Regions from separate parts of the Homo sapiens genome. Here region 1 is linked to region 2. The links are chromatin loops, found by intact Hi-C in ENCODE. Cell type or tissue: endothelial cell of umbilical vein. All regions are shown on one strand.

The links. Peaks named below come from ENCODE experiments on the same cell type or tissue, not always from the same donor. Only the 100,000 strongest peaks of a DNase experiment are listed, where the experiment ranks them.
Region 1: a loop joins it to region 2, with 17 times the contacts of the local background. A loop is called at or near these places in 3 of 110 quality-filtered maps.

Annotation. Positions count from the first base shown.
Region 1 is chr2:190,631,440-190,633,939 of GRCh38, reverse strand. The region is part of intron 4 of NEMP2-DT (NEMP2 divergent transcript); the gene reads right to left. It also overlaps a transcript of NEMP2 not described here. Among named protein-coding and RNA genes, the nearest start is that of NAB1, 16 kb to the left of the region's middle. In endothelial cell of umbilical vein, no CTCF peak of the experiment used is centred here; no DNase peak of the experiment used is centred here.
Region 2 is chr2:190,758,902-190,761,401 of GRCh38, reverse strand. It overlaps LOC124907946 (a long non-coding RNA gene), which reads left to right and starts at 901. Exons shown (of 2, transcript XR_007087780.1): 1 at 901-1,310. RefSeq lists an enhancer at 394-1,593. In endothelial cell of umbilical vein, no CTCF peak of the experiment used is centred here; a DNase peak (open chromatin) is centred at 1,521; H3K27ac peaks cover 863 bases.

The sequences.
Region 1 (2,500 bases), 130 kb after region 2:
ACCACCATGCCTGGCTAATTTTTTAATTTGTTGTGGAGACAGGGTCTTGCTTTGTTGTTTAGGGTGGTCTTGTATTCCAGGCCTCAGGTGATCCTCCTTTATCAGTCTCCTGAGTCACTGGGATTACAGGTGTGAACCACAGTACCTGGCCTTATCATTTTTTATTTTAATAAAGTTAAAGAATTTGACTAGGCCAAGTTAATTGATATGTTATCTCTCTATTGCTAGGTACACACATGTGTTTTTTAACAAACATTTGCTGAGTACATACTATTTGCAAGGAAGGCATTGTACCAGTTGACATGGGAGATGAAAAGTTGAATATGGGCTGGGCGCAGTGGCTCATGCCTGTAATCCCAGCACTTTGGGTGGCTGAGGCAGGTGGATCACCTGAGGTCAGGAGTTTGAGACCAGCCTGGCCAACATGGTGAAACCCCGTCTCTACTAAAAATACAAAAATTAGCTGGGCATGGTGGTGGGTGCCTGTAATCCCAGCTACTCAGGAGGCTGAGGCGAGAGAATCACTTGAACCCGAGACGCAGAGGCTGCAGTGAGCCAAGATCGCGCCATTGCACTCCAACCTGGGCAACAAGAGCGAAACCCTGTCTCCAAAAAAAAAAAAAAAAAAGGAAAAGTTGAATGCAACAAAATTCTTACTCTCAAGTAGGAATTACTCTCAAACTTTCAGTTTAGTCGTGGAGTTGACACTACTGCAACAATTAGTACAGTTCAAAGGCATGATATATGTGCCTCAAGTAAAGTACAAATTGTGGGTGGTCCGAGTAGGTGGAGCTTCATTCAGAGGGTGCAATCAGAATGCACTTAAGAGGAAAGTGACATTCGATCTGGACCTTAAAAGAAGTAGATTTCAACAGGGAAAAATAGGAAGGCATTGCAGGACAAGGAAATACAATGCACAAAGAAGTAAAGAATGGAGTGTTCAGAGCAGCAACGTGTCTAAATTGTTGGATGGGTATGGAAGAGTACTGCAACGGTGGGTGGGAAGGCAAGTTAGGACAAGAGTCCTCTACAGCATTAACAGGTTATCTGTGGATGGGATTATGAAGGATTTTTATTTTCTTTGTAATATTCTGTATATTCTATAATGACCACATATTACTGCTTGGTCATGGATTTTTTTTTAATTGACATAACAGGATTTCATTTGTCGCCTGCCAAGTCATTCCAGTTGCCCCCCTTAGTTATGGAAATGTTGGGAATAGAGTTTACCCATCCTTCTGGTATTATGCCATTCTCTGAAACCCAGGGTAAACAAAGTTGGTCCCTGATGAAGTGGTTGGATAATATGAGGATGGAGCCCTGACCATCTGGAAAGGCAAGGACACATATTCTACCCTGCTCTTTTCAAGATTGATCAGGGTAACCTGGCCAAGGCCCATTATCAGAGAACAGTAATGAGGACCTGAAATAAAATTATCATTAGGAATCAGCAAACCTAAGTTGACATCCTGGGATAAATTTAAGGGCTTAGGCATTCTTGGAGGAAGCACAGCATGTGGCTAAGTTAGAAGCTTCTTGGGATCCAGCTACTTTGGTCCTATGCTGAGAATACAGGAAATGGTGACTATCATTGACTGAGAGGGACTCCAAGAGACCTATAATTGTAGGACCCCAGGTTGGGGCCCTACATGGCTAGGCAGGGCCAGATGCAGCAAGGGCATTTGCCACAGCATGGACCATGCAGGACCATACTTCCACAGAGCCCTGTGAGGCTGCAAGGAAGGAGAGCACTAGTGAAATGGTCAAGCTTCCCACTTCCCTCTAGACCTAGCAATGGAAACACAACTCACCCTTGTCACTCTTTGGATCCAGTAAGACCATAGTGTCTTTTTCTTTTCTTTTCTTTTCTTTTTTCTTTTTTTGAGACAGAGTCTTACTCCAGTTGCCCAGGCAAGAGTGCAGTGGCGTTATCTCAGTTCACTGCAGGCTCTACCTCCTGAGCTCAGGTGATTCTCCCACCTCAGCCTCCCGAGTAGCTGGAACTACAGATGCGTGCCACCATGCCCAGCTAATTTTTGTATTTTTAGTAGAGATGGGGTTTTGTCATGTTGCCCAGGCTGGTCTCGAACTCCTGGACTCAAGCAACCTGCCTGCCTGGGCTTCCCAAAGTGTTGGGATTACAGGCATGAGCCACCATGCCCAGCCCATGGTATCTTTGGACAATTTGGGGAAAGTCTATATTGGACTGTCTCCTGATAGGGTAAGTGAGGATTTGAGAAATTAATTACAAAAATAAAAGTCATGACTATAACAATAAAGTGGTTTTGTGGATTAGGTTATACAGTATTGATCTATATTATCCAAATATTCTGCAATCAACATGTGTTAATATATAATCTGAAAGAAGTTGCTTTTATAAGTCTTATTCTAAATTACCAAATTAGCTTTAAAATATAACATATGCTCTTTGGTACATATTCAAAATAAAAGTAGTAAAATATTAATATAAAGTTTTTTTTACATTGATCTTATAAAACCA
Region 2 (2,500 bases):
TTCTGGGCTGGCCAAGGCCGGAGCCGGCTCCCTCAGCTTGCAGGGAGGTGTGGAGGGAGAGGCGCGAGCGGGAACCGGGGCTGCGCGCGGCGCTTGCGGGCCAGCTGGAGTTCCGGGTGGGCGTGGGCTTGGCGGGCCCCGCACTCGGAGCAGCCGGCCGGCCCGGCCGGCCCTGCCGGCCCCGGGCAATGAGGGGCTTAGCACCCGGGCCAGCGGCTGCGGAGGGTGTACTGGGTCCCCCAGCAGTGCCGGCCCACCGGCGCTGCACTCGATTTCTCACCGGGCCTTAGCTGCCTTCCCGCGGGGCAGGGCTCGGGACCTGCAGCCCGCCATGCCTGAGCCTCCGACCCCCTCCGTGGGCTCCTGTGCGGCCCGAGCCTCCTTGACGAGCGCCACCCCCTGCTCCATGGCGCCCAGTCCCATCGACCACCCAAGGGCTGAGGAGTGCGGGCGAACAACGCGGGACTGGCAGGCAGCTCCATCTATCTGCAGCCCCGGTGCGGGATCCACGAGGTGAAGCCATCTGGGCTCCTGAGTCTGGTGGGGACGTGGAGAACCTTTATGTCTAGCTCAGGGATTGTAAATACACCAATCAGCACTCTGTATCTAGCTCAAGGTTTGTAAAAACACCAATCAGCACCCTGTGTCTAGCTTAGGGTTTGTGAATGCACCAATCGACACTCTGTATCTAGCTACTCTGGTGAGGCCTTGGAGAACCTTTGTGTCCACACTCTGTATCTAGCTAATCTGGTGTGGACTTAGAGAACCTTTCTGTCTAGCTCAGGGATTGTAAAGGCACCAATCAGCGCCCTGTCAAAACAGACCACTGGGCTCTACCAATCAGCAGGAAGTGGGTGGGGCCAGATAAGAGAATAAAACCAGGCTGCCTGAGCTAGTAGTGGCAACCAGCTTGCGTCCGTTTCCATGTTGTGGGAGATTTGTTCTTTCGCTCTTTGTGGTAAATCTTGCTACTGCTCACTCTTTGAGTCCACACTGCTTTTATGAGCTGTAACACTCACCGGGAAGGTCTGCAGCTTCAATCCTGAAGCCAGCGAGGCCACCAGCCCACCGGGAGGAACGAACAACTCCAGACGCACCGCCTTAAGAGCTGTAACACTCACCGCGAAGGTCTGCAGCTTCACTCCTGAGCCAGCGAGACCACGAACCCACCAGAAGAAAGAAACTCCGAACACATCCGAACACCAGAAGGAACAAACTCCAGACGCGCCAACTGTAACACTCACCGCGAGGATCCGTGGCTTCATTCTTGAAGTCAGTGAGACCAAGAACCCACCAATTCCGGACACACTGTGAGTCAGGATCAGTCTTATTATAGCTAATTAGAGCAACCCCATTGCTAAAGAGTTTAGAGCCTGGGTCAGACTTCATGGTAGCAAAGCAATGTTTTATTGTAATAGTGTAATTAGGAATGTGTGGCAATATTTTAACCCCTCCTCCCAAGAGTTCCACAATGCTTTCTTAACATGTTTATAAATATTTGCTTTTGTGCCATTTTAGGGGAGCTTTCCGTACAAACATTTGGCTTTTAATGAGTCATCCACACTCTGATTCATACCCATAAGCTTCCTGCTTTGTTATCAGTGAATATTGGGCTCAGTAACTGCCTTACTTTTATAATTTACATGAATGAATATGGAAAAGGTGGTGGAGGTAGAAAGACATATTCAGGTAAATATAAAAACACCCTGGTTTCTTTACAAGAGATTGACAAATACGGCCCAATACCCTATCATTTAAAGTAAGTGCCAGAATTGTGATGGATTTGTGTTTGGCCTTAAAAAAAAATAAAAATAAAAATAAAAACAAAAACACTTGGATAATTCTACCTGATGTTACATTTTTCTTTTTTTTTTTCTTTTCTTTTTTTTTTTTTTTTTTTGAGATGGAGTTTTCCTCTGTCACCCAGGCTGGAGTGCAGTGACGTGACCTCAGCTCGCTGCAACCTCTGCCTCCCAGATTCAAGCAATTCTCTCTCAAATTGCTCAGAAGCTGAGCAATTCTGCCTCAGCTTCCCAAATAGCTGGGATTACAGGTGCGTGCCACCAGGCTCAGCTAATTTTTGTATTTTTAGTAGAGATGGGGTTTCACCATGTTGGCCAGGCTGGTCTTGAACTCCCGACCTCAGGTGATACGCCCGCCTCGGCCTCCCAAAGTGCTGGGATTACAGGCATGAGCCACTGCGCCCAGCCTGATGTTCCATTTTTCTAATCACCAAGTGTATTTATTAGCTAAGGGTATCCCAGAAATTAAATTACCAACATAAAATTTTACTTGTGCTATTATAATTTAGCTATTAAATCCTAAAATTATCAACTGAAAGCTACTGGAAAAATAAATACTTCTCTTTCTTTTCTCCATATTGAAAGTAAAGAGAATGAGGATCCTTAGCTAAGATTTTAATTAAATCTTTTCTGAGCCAGAATTGCAAAGCTTTTCTTTGTATAAATAAGGACTCGAGTTATAAAGCATAGAACTAGCA